4 separate regions of the Homo sapiens genome follow, and all the other regions are linked to region 2. Evidence: chromatin loops called from intact Hi-C (ENCODE). Cell type or tissue: K562. All regions are shown on one strand. Region 1 has its middle 48 kb from the start of ANAPC7. Region 2 overlaps LOC105369976 (a long non-coding RNA gene). Region 3 holds the start of C12orf76 (chromosome 12 open reading frame 76). Region 4 overlaps IFT81 (intraflagellar transport 81).

What was found. A loop is a pair of places that touch in the nucleus more often than their neighbours do. Peaks named below come from ENCODE experiments on the same cell type or tissue, not always from the same donor. Only the 100,000 strongest peaks of a DNase experiment are listed, where the experiment ranks them.
Region 1: it touches region 2 in a loop (3-fold over the local background); 7 of 110 quality-filtered maps call a loop at or near these places.
Region 3: a loop joins it to region 2, with 4 times the contacts of the local background. A loop is called at or near these places in 8 of 110 quality-filtered maps.
Region 4: a loop joins it to region 2, with 10 times the contacts of the local background. A loop is called at or near these places in 23 of 110 quality-filtered maps.

What each region holds. Positions count from the first base shown.
Region 1 is chr12:110,353,991-110,356,490 of GRCh38, reverse strand. No RefSeq gene overlaps it. Among named protein-coding and RNA genes, the nearest start is that of ANAPC7, 48 kb to the left of the region's middle. In K562, a CTCF peak has its summit at 1,228; DNase peaks (open chromatin) are centred at 1,250 and 2,180.
Region 2 is chr12:110,098,936-110,101,435 of GRCh38, reverse strand. All of the region lies in intron 1 of LOC105369976 (a long non-coding RNA gene), which reads left to right. Among named protein-coding and RNA genes, the nearest start is that of IFT81, 24 kb to the left of the region's middle. In K562, CTCF peaks have their summits at 666 (motif pointing right) and 1,066 (motif pointing left); a DNase peak (open chromatin) is centred at 1,035.
Region 3 is chr12:110,047,319-110,049,818 of GRCh38, reverse strand. It overlaps C12orf76 (chromosome 12 open reading frame 76), which reads left to right and starts at 1,297. Exons shown (of 2, transcript NM_001389625.1): 1 at 1,297-1,456. The coding sequence starts at 1,324. RefSeq lists an enhancer at 349-608 and a silencer at 1,529-1,588. In K562, a CTCF peak has its summit at 1,365 (motif pointing left); a DNase peak (open chromatin) is centred at 1,248; H3K4me3 peaks cover 1,877 bases.
Region 4 is chr12:110,182,086-110,184,585 of GRCh38, reverse strand. All of the region lies in intron 12 of IFT81 (intraflagellar transport 81), which reads right to left. Among named protein-coding and RNA genes, the nearest start is that of IFT81, 59 kb to the right of the region's middle. In K562, a CTCF peak has its summit at 1,003 (motif pointing right); no DNase peak of the experiment used is centred here.

The DNA of each region.
Region 1 (2,500 bases), 260 kb before region 2:
TTAATTTTTATTTATTTATTTTTTTGAGACGGAGTCTCAATCGCCCAGCCAGGCTGGAGTGCAATGGCGCAATCTCTGCTCACTGCAACCTACGCCCCCCGGGTTCAAACGATTCTCCTGCCTCAGCCTCCCAAGTAGCTGGGTTTACAGGTGCCTGCCACTTCACCTGGCTATTTTTTTTTTTTTTTGTATTTTTAGTAAACACGGGGTCTCCCCATCTTGGCCAGGCTGGTCTTGAACTGCTGACCTCGCGATCCACCCTCCTCAGCTTCCCAAAGTGCTGGGATTACAGTCATGAGCCACCTTGCCTGGCCAATTTTTAAATTTTTTGCCGATTTGAGGTCTCACTATATTGCCCAGGCTGGCCAACCTTTTTTTTATTCTTTTTTTTGGTGAGATGGAGTCTCCCTCTGTTGCCCAGGCTGGGGTGCAGTGGTGCAATCTCGGCTCACTGCAAGCTCCGCCTCCTGGGTTCACACCATCCTCCTGCCTCAGCCTCCTGAGTAGCTGGGACTACAGGCGCCCGCCACCATGCCTGGCTAATTTCTTTCTTTCTTTTTTTTTTTTTTGTATTTTTAGTAGAGATGGGGTTTCACCATGTTAGCCAGGATGATCTCAATCTCCTGACCTCATGATCCACCTGCCTTGGCCTCCCAGTGCTGGGATTACAGGCGTGAGCCACCGCGCCCGGCCTTTTTTTTTTTTTTTTTGTGGAGACAGAGTCTCTCTCTGTTGCCCAGCCGAGAATGCAGTGGCTTGATCTCGGCTCACTGCTGCAACCTCCGCCTCCCAGGTTTAAGCGATTCTCCTGCCTCAGCCTCCTGAGTAGCTGGGATTACAGGCATGCACCATCATGCCCAGGTAATTTTTTTGTATTTTTAGTAGAGATGGGGTTTCACCATGTTGATCAGGCTGGTCTTGAACTCCTGACCTCAAGTGATCCAACTACCTTGGCCTCCCAAAGTGCTGGGATTACAGGCGTGAGCCACTGCACCTGGCCCCATTCGTTTTTACATTCTGATGATTATACTTTTCTCACTTTCCTGGTTTGATGACCTCAACAGTTTTGAGGAATACCAGTCAGGGATTTTTCGTTTGGGGATTGGTCAGGTGTTTTCTGATGATGATTAGACTGAGGTTGTGTATTTTGAGAGGAAGACCACAAAGGTAAAATGCCATTTTCATCACTTCAGATCAAGGGCCCATGCTTTCAAGATGACGCCCCCTGGCTGAGGTAGCATGTCAGGTCTCCACAGTGACGGGCACTTTCCCATCCCTACTGTATGTACTCTTTGGAACATTGCACAGCCCACAGAGGAGGTGAGTCTCCACCTCCTGAGGCAGTGTCCATGTAAATTACTTGGAATTCTGCATGGAAGATTTGTAGTCACCCCCATTTATTTATTTGTTTATGTCAGCGTGGACTTATGGATATTTATACTTTGGATTCTAGTCCAATACTGCTTTATTTTGTTGCTCACATTCTTCGGCTGTTGTGGCTTTTTCAGTTGGCTCCTGTGTTCCTTTCACATAACCACATCTTTGATTGCTGTTTTTGAGCCCTTCCTTTCTGGTGCTTTGGTATTCTTCAGGCACGTACTGTACGTTTTCTGTCCCATCTCTAGAATCAGCCATTTCTCCAAGGAGCCCTTTTTTACTGGAGAATGGCATTAGAAACCTAACACTGGAAGCCAAGTGTGTTCATTGCCTTCTGAGCTGACAGTACAAGGAAATGCATGTGTGTAGTGACCAGTGTATATACACATCACAGTCAGCAGTTTTTCTTTTTTCCTTTTCTTGAAACAGGCTCTCGCTGCGTCGTGCAGGGTGGAGTGCACTGGTGTGATCTTGTCCTGCTGGGTTCAGGTGATCCTCCTGCCTCAGCCTCCAGAGTAGCTGGGACTACAGGCAGGCACCACCATGCCTGGCTAATTTTTAAAATTTTTTGTAGATGTGGGGTCTCACTGTGTTGCCCAGGCTGGTCTCAAACTGCTGGGCTCCTCATCCTCCTGCCTCAGCCTCCTAAAGTGCTGAGATTATAGGCGTGAGTCACTGTGCCTCGCCACTATCAGTGTTTCTATATGAAACCATCCGTACATATGAAGCTAAACATGACTTCATCCTGATATCTCCGGCTCTAATTCATTACCACATGGATTATTCTAGCTTCCTCCCCTTGCTTATCTTAGCTTCTCCCCTTGCTTCCTCTGCTTCCTCCCACTCCAACAGAGAGACCTGGCTTCCACCATCTGCCATCTATATGCAGCATTTTGTTATTCTCAGCAACTGTCATTACTAGAAACTGTTAACTTCCTTCTGTTTCTAAAAAATGGTAGATTATAATACAAACTGCTCTGTAATTGAATATTTCCCTGGGCAGACAACGTATATCAGACATCATTCCTTGCTCGTACACACGTGTACCTTGTCTTTTTCAAAGGCTGCACGGTATTCCATGGTTTGAATGCTCTCTACCTTATTCAGTTCTTGCCTCTTGATG
Region 2 (2,500 bases):
GGGGCTTAATTCCTTTTCCAAAACAAGGAGCAATATTTGGATGAGCACTCACTCACTACATTTCATCACATAAAAACTGCAGAACGCCAGGTTCTGTTGTTAAGCTAATATTTCTGGGAGTCAACCAGTCTGTAAGATGGAGCTGATTGTGAATATGCTAGTGCCGGGTGCAGTGGCTCACTGCTGTAAATCCCAGTTACTTGGGAGGCCAAGGTGGGAGGATCACTTGAAGCCAGGAGTTTGAGGCCAGCCTGGGCAACATAGTGAGACCCTGTTGCTAAAATAAATAAATAAAACCTGAAGAGGAGGGGCTTGGTGGCTCACGCCTGTAATCCCAGCATTGTGGGAGGCTGAGGCAGGTGTATCAACTGATGTCAGGAGTTTGAGACCAGCCTGGCCAACATGGTGAAACCTTGTCTCTACTAAAAATACAAAAATTAGCCAGGCGTGGTGGCTCTTGCCTGTAGTCCCACCTACTCGGGAGGCTGAGGCCTGAGAATCGCTTGAACCCAGGAGGTGGAGGTTGCACTGAGCCGAGATTGCGCCACTGCACTCCAGCCTAGGTGTCAGAGCAAGACTCTGTCTCAAAACAAACAAACAATCAAACAAACAAAAAAACACCTGGAGAAAAAAAAGAACAAGAAAATGCTAAGCCAAATGACATAACCTCTAGAGGCCACTGTTTGCTCACCTGTAAACTGGAGGAGAATAAGATGAGAATTCTGATATTGAGGATCAGAAAGTGCTTCATGAACCATAAAGCAGGTAATGGATTATCGATGCCATGCAGCCCAGACATACAGCAATGTGTTCATACCATTCTGATAGTCTAAATTTAGGATGTGGTGTGACCAAAATTACCGGTTAAGTTTCTTATGCTTCTGAGGCTCTACTTCCTCATCTGTGCACTGTGGCAAGACCTTATTCTGACTATGCGCTGAGGATAAAATAAGGCTCTTTGAAAAAGAGTGACACAGACCACTAACTAATTATTTAAATGTTCTTGTCCAAGGCCAGACAAAAGCAACGCAGATCCATAGAGAATGTTGGTGCATCACTGCCCTCTGCTGGTCAGTAGCAGTACCACCATGGTTTCAGAGAGGAAAGGGTCTTTACAAAGGGATTCCTGGAAAACTGAGGCACAGAGAGGGGAAGAGATTTGCTCAAGGGCACAGAGTTAGCTTTGGACAAAGTGAAGTCCAAATTTGAGATTCCTGATCCCTAGCTCTTTCTAGAGGGAGAAAAATAAGGCTGGAAACTCGTTGATTTTGATTTCACTCTCACTAGGCTCTGCACAGCATTTCTTTCTTTTCTTTTCTTTTCTTTTTTTTTTTTTTTTTGAGACAGAGTCTTGCTCTGTTGCCCAGGCTGGCATGCAGTGGCATGATCTCGGCGCACTGCAACCTCTGCCTCCCAGGTTCAAGCAATTCTCCTGCCTCAGCCTCCCGAGTAGCTGGGATTACAGGCGCCCGCCACCATGCCTGGCTAATTTTTGTATTTTTAGTAGAGATGGGGTTTCACCATATTGGCCAGGCTGGAATTGAACTACTGACCTTGTGATTTGCCCGCCTCAGCCTCCCAAAGTGTTGGGATTACAAGTGTGAGCCACTGTGCCCAGCTCTGCATGGCGTTTCTAAATAGCCTGATTGGAATTTCTCTCTCCTGGTCTTCCTTTGCCACCCAAACTGCTCGGGTTTCTTGTCCTTTTTTTTTTTTTTTTTTTTTTTTTGAGACAGAGTCTCACTGTGTCGCCCAGGCTGGAGTGCAGTGGAGTGATATCAGCTCACTGCAACCTCCGCCTCCTGGGTTCAAGTTATTCTGCCTCAGCCTCCAGAGTAGCTGGGATTACAGGCGTGTGCCACCACGCCTGGTTAATTTTTGTATTTTTAGTAGAGACAGGTTTTTGCCATGTTGGCCAGGCTGGTCTCGAACTCCTGACCTCAAGTGATCCACCCGCCTCGGCCTCCCAAAGTGCTGGAATTACTGGCATGAGCCACTGTGCCTGGCCTTTTGTCCTTTTTTTCATAGCTGGATAACTACTGCGGCCCCATAAGGCCCAAAGTCCTCTTGGGTGCTAGGTGCTTTACGAAAATTATCTTGGATTCTTACAACTACTTTGTAAGTTAGGCCAGGAAACTAAAGCTCAGACAGGTTAAGACACTCGCCGGAGGTCCAACAGCCAATAAAGCACAGAAGCTGGGATCTGAGCACTCACTTGAGACGCCCCCCAAGGCCCACAATCTATTCGCCACCAAAAAACAAAACAAAGCAAAACACTGTGGTAATTTGTGTTGAAGATGATCTATTTAAAATAATCTTGTGTTTTTTGATTGCCCCGAATCATATTTGCTGGGCAGACACACGATGAAGCCATAGTGGAGGGAAGACTTTTTTTTTTGAGACGGAGTTTCACCCTTGTTGCCCAGGCTGGAGTGCAATGGCATGATCTCGGCTCACTGCAACCTCCGCCTCCCGGGTTCAAGCGATTCTCCTGCCTCAG
Region 3 (2,500 bases), 52 kb after region 2:
AATAACATCGGTTTCTAAGTTATGAGTTGATTTTTAGCTACTGGGTGTGAGGCCTCTGAGCCCAAGCCAAGCCATCGCATCCCCTGTGACTTGCACGTATACATCCAGATGGCCTGAAGTAACTGAAGATCCACAAAAGAAGTAAAAATAGCCTTAACTGATGACATTCCACCATTGTGATTTGTTTCTGCCCCACCCTAACTGATCAATGTACTTTGTAATCTCCCCCACCCTTAAGGTACTTTGTAATCTCCCCCAACCTTAAGAAGGTTCTTTGTAATTCTCCCTACCCTTGAGAATGTACTTCGTGAGATCCACCCCTGCCCGCAAAACATTGCTCTTAACTTCACCGCCTATCCCAAAACCTGTAAGAACTAATGATAATCCACCACCCTTTGCTTACTCTCTTTTCGGACTCAGCCCGCCTGCACCCAGGTGAAATAAACAGCCATGTTGCTCACACAAAGCCTGTTTGGTGGTCTCTTCACACACGTTTGGTGGTCTCTTCACACACATGAAACTGGGTTTAGGCCAGGCAGGCCCAGGCCTGGTTTCGGGCCTGGCGCCGGGCTGCCCGTCTTTGGTTTCACTTCCTTGTTGTTTCTTCTTAAAACAGGTACTGAGTATAAAACAATATAAAACAAAATGAGAGGGTCTCTCTCTCCCCCAGTCTCTGGGACAGAGCAGAGAGCAAGAACAAAATCGCTGTGCTCGTGGACTTTACATGCTAGGGCGGAGCAGGTCCTCAGAAAATCATCAAATGTACGTTAAATGTATAAGGTAAATGGTGATGAGTCTAAAGTGAATGGGGGGAATGGAAGAGAACGAAGGTAGGGAGAATGTACATTAAGGGAAAGGGAGGGTTGCAATTTTAGAAAAGGATGTCTGGGCAAGGGCTCCCTGAGAAGATGGCATTTGTACTATAGAAACACAGTATCTATTTTCCAGGCCCGTAATGAAGGTTTAATAAGAAAATGCATGGATTCGTAAAAAATCTTCAATAGGCCCCAAATGGACCTACAAGACCTCGACCCCAATGGATGAGGGAACGCTAACCACAGCAGAACGGTAATCGCGGCGAACGTTGGCACAGACGGAAAGTTGATCTGAACGGAAAGTTGGTCCGGGGGAAACATTAGTTATTGAGGAACGTTAATCCGGAACAAATCTTAGGCAGAAGCGGAACTTAGACCAGGACGCACAGTTACCATGGCAATGACGCGCGCCCTAAGGGCGGTGGCAGCGACGCAGAGAGACCTGGGAGGAGACAGAGGCAGGGCTTGCGACGGAAGTGGCCTCTCTGCTTCTGCAGGGCTGGGGAAGATGCTGCGTCCAGCGTTACCGTGGCTGTACCTTGGCCTCTGCAGCCTCCTGGTGGGGGAGGCAGAGGCCCCGAGCCCCGTGGATCCGCTGGAGCGGAGCCGGCCGTACGCGGTGCTGCGAGGGCAGAACCTGGGTGAGCGGCCCTCGGGCTGGCGGGCGGCGGGTAGTGCCTGAGCTTTCACTGCTCCGGGTGCTGGAGCCGGGCATGTACGGAGCGGACAGGGGATAGAGTGGGGAGATGGGTGAGTGCGGGGGGTGCAGGTGAGGCCCCTCAGGGGGCCCCGAGACTCCCTCTCCAAAAGCCTGGGGCAGAAGGCCTGAACTTTGCCTCTCAGCAAGTGCTCAATATGTGCCAGAACCTTCGCCTCCCAGGTTCAAGCAATTCTCCTGCCTCAGCCTGCCGAGTAGCTGGGATTACAGGCGCACACCACCACACTTGGCTAATTTTTGTATTTTTAGTAGAGATGGGGTTTCACTATGTTGGCCAGGCTGGTCTCAAGCCTGGCATGGTGTCCAGTAAGCTCTCAATATGTACTGCTTGCCCATGAATGAACTGCAATCGGGAGACCTGGGTCTCATTCTGGGTCCTCTCCTCTCTGGCAGTGTGGGCTCAGGCTAGGCAACAAGGCACATCATTTACCCCACCCCTCTTCTTTCCCAGAGGAGCCAGTATTTATTGCAAAAATGATAACAGTTTTTGAGCATTTCCTACATCCCATGTCTTGTGCTACGCACTTTGTATACGCGAATTCATTTGAGCCTTACAATAACTTAATGAGAAACGTACGGTTTGCAGCCCTTTTTTTTTCTTTTACAATAGTGTCTCCTCTGTCACCCAGGCTGGAGTGCTGTGGCACGATCTTGGCTCACTGCAGCCTCGGCCTCCTGGGTTTAAGTGATCCTGCCACCTCAGCATCCCGGGCGAGTAGCTGGGACTACAGGCGTGCACCACCACACCTGGCTCATTTTGTTGTTGTTGTTGTTTACTTTTTGTAGAGGTGGGGGTCTCGAACTCTTGGGCTCAAGCAATCCTCCTGCCTCGGCCTCCCAAAGTGTTGGGATTACAAGTGTGAGCCACCGCACCTGATGTTGCAGCTCTATTTTTCAGATAAGGAAAATGAAACTCAGAGAAGTGAAGTTATTTGCCCAAAGTTACATAGCTAGGAAATGATGAGGC
Region 4 (2,500 bases), 83 kb before region 2:
TATGTCCTTCAATAAATCTTTTGTACATGTAATCCCATCTCAGTGTCTGCTTCTTGGAGGATCTGAACTGATACAAAGATGCACTAGACGGTGTAATGTTTCTGGCATTTGAGGAGAAATAGTAACTATAAGGACTATGGAACTGGGGTGGCTATCACTAAACTCCACTGATGGTTGAAGAGATAAAATAACAGGCTCAAATCCATTAATTTGTAATTTATTTATTTATTTTTTTTGAGATGGAGTCTCGCTCTGTCACCCAGGCTGGAGTCCAGTGGCATGATCTCGGCTCACTGCAAGCTCTGCCTCCGGGGTTCACGCCATTCTCCTGCCTCAGCCTCCCGAGTGGCTGGGACTACAGGTGCCCGCCACCACGCCCGGATAATTTTTTGCATTTTTAGTAAATACAGGGTTTCACCGTGTTAGCCAAGATGGTCTCGATCTCCTGACCTCGTGATCCACCCGCCTCGGCCTCCCAAAGTGCTGGGATTACAGGCGTGAGCCACCATGCCTAGCCTAATTTGTAATTTAAAGCAAAGTGATCAAGTTAGAGAACCTCCTTAAGGGCTTTAAAGAAACTCTCATTTCCCCTGGCTAAAGTGCAGAGGGAGCTGAAAACCAGGCACAGGACTAATTTTAAGACTGGCAAAACTCCAGAGAAAGTTGAATTCTTAGTCTAGGCAAATATTCTATGCCAAAGTCAGGGCCCTGACAGAGAAGAAAAAGGGTGCTGAGTCTGGGATGGGGGTATCTGGATAGACCCACTTGAGAACCTTGAATCCCCAGATTATCCTGTATCCTCTGGGCAGTGGCAAATGGCTCAGCTTGTTGGTCAAGGCCCTGGAAGATGCAAGACAGCAAGGACAAGGAGGTCTAGGAAAGAGGCATGTGTTTGAACCTATGGGAGTAGGCACTAAGTATAATGATCTTTTCATTACATGGAAACCGGAAAATGTCCACTGCAGAAGATGCACTGAACAACCAAGTGGAAAGGATGATTTGGCCAGCAGATGTCAGCCAGCCTCTGACATTGGCCCACACAGTGCTTAAACAATGGACTCACAAACAGAATGGCTTTGTTGGTAGAGATGGAAGTTACGTATGAGCCAAATAGCATGGGCTCTCTCTCATCAATGCTCATCTAGCTGCTGCCAATATCAAACGTCTGACCTGCCAGCAACAGAGACCATTCCTGAGCTCTGGGTAAGGAATCATCCCTTGAGGAAACCAACCCCCTATTTTGTGGCAATTTAATAACATCGGACCCTTTCTGCCCTGAAAAAGGTGACATTTCATCCTTAATGGGACTGATCCATATTCTGAGTATAGGTTTGCCTTTCTTGCCCATTGTACTTCAGCCAGCACTACTATCCAAGGGCTAAGAGCATTCAGTCTACTGATGTGGAATCTCACATAATATCACCTCAAACCAAGGGACACACTTTACAGCAAAGGAAGTATGATAGCATTCGTATGACCATATAATTCAGTAATTTTACCACATACTACACTATCTGGAAAGCTGATGGCCTGACAGAATAGTGGAACAGTGTCTTAAACGTAAGGCCCCAGTTGGAACTGGATGGCCTATGAAAATGAGTTCTACCTTTAGGATGGGGTGTACACCTTAAACCGATGCCCATGATATGGTGCTATGTTCCCGATAGAAAGCATAGGTCTCAGAACCATGAGATGAAAGTATAGGTGTCACCACGAACCATGATCCCCAGTGATCCACTTTAGGGAATTATGCTTCCCTTCCAGACAACTGTAGGCTCTGTGGGTATAGATACTCTGGTTGCCAGAGATATTCTGATGGCATGCTTCCATCAGAAGGCACATTAAGAGGCCCTTGACACTTAATGTTCTGACTACCATCTGGTCACTTGAGCTTCTCATGTCAATAGATCAGCAGGCAAAGAAAGCAGGGTATCATAAGGCTATATAGATGCTGCTATATAACAGGGACAGAAAGAAATATATTTAGGACTCAGATGATCCATTAGGGCATATCTTGGTACTCCCATGCCCAGTTTTAACTGTAAATGGGGAAGTATAGCAGCCATGGCCTGGTAAGGGCATGATTACTAGAGTCTCACACTTCTCAAGGATGAGGAACTGGGTCATCCCACCAAGTAAGTCATCTAAACCAGAGGAGGTACTAGCTGAGGTGAGGGAACTCTAGAATGGATAGTAAAGGAAGGAGATGTTGAATATCAGTTATGTCCTTGGAACCAAATGTAGCAATGAGAGTTTCCATTTGTCCCACTAATCTTTCTCCTATAAGTTTTCCTAGAAATTGCGACCAACTAGAATCCTATAGAAGCTATAGCTGGGTGGAGTAAATTTAATGTGACAAACAAGTAGATCCTACTAGTGCAAGGGGTGAACTGTAGTAGATGTTGCTGGTGCCCCACTCAGACCTCATTTGCAAACTGTTATGAATGTTGACTGCTAAATAGCTCATAGTTACCCCTTTCTCCAGAGAGTGCCCTCAGCG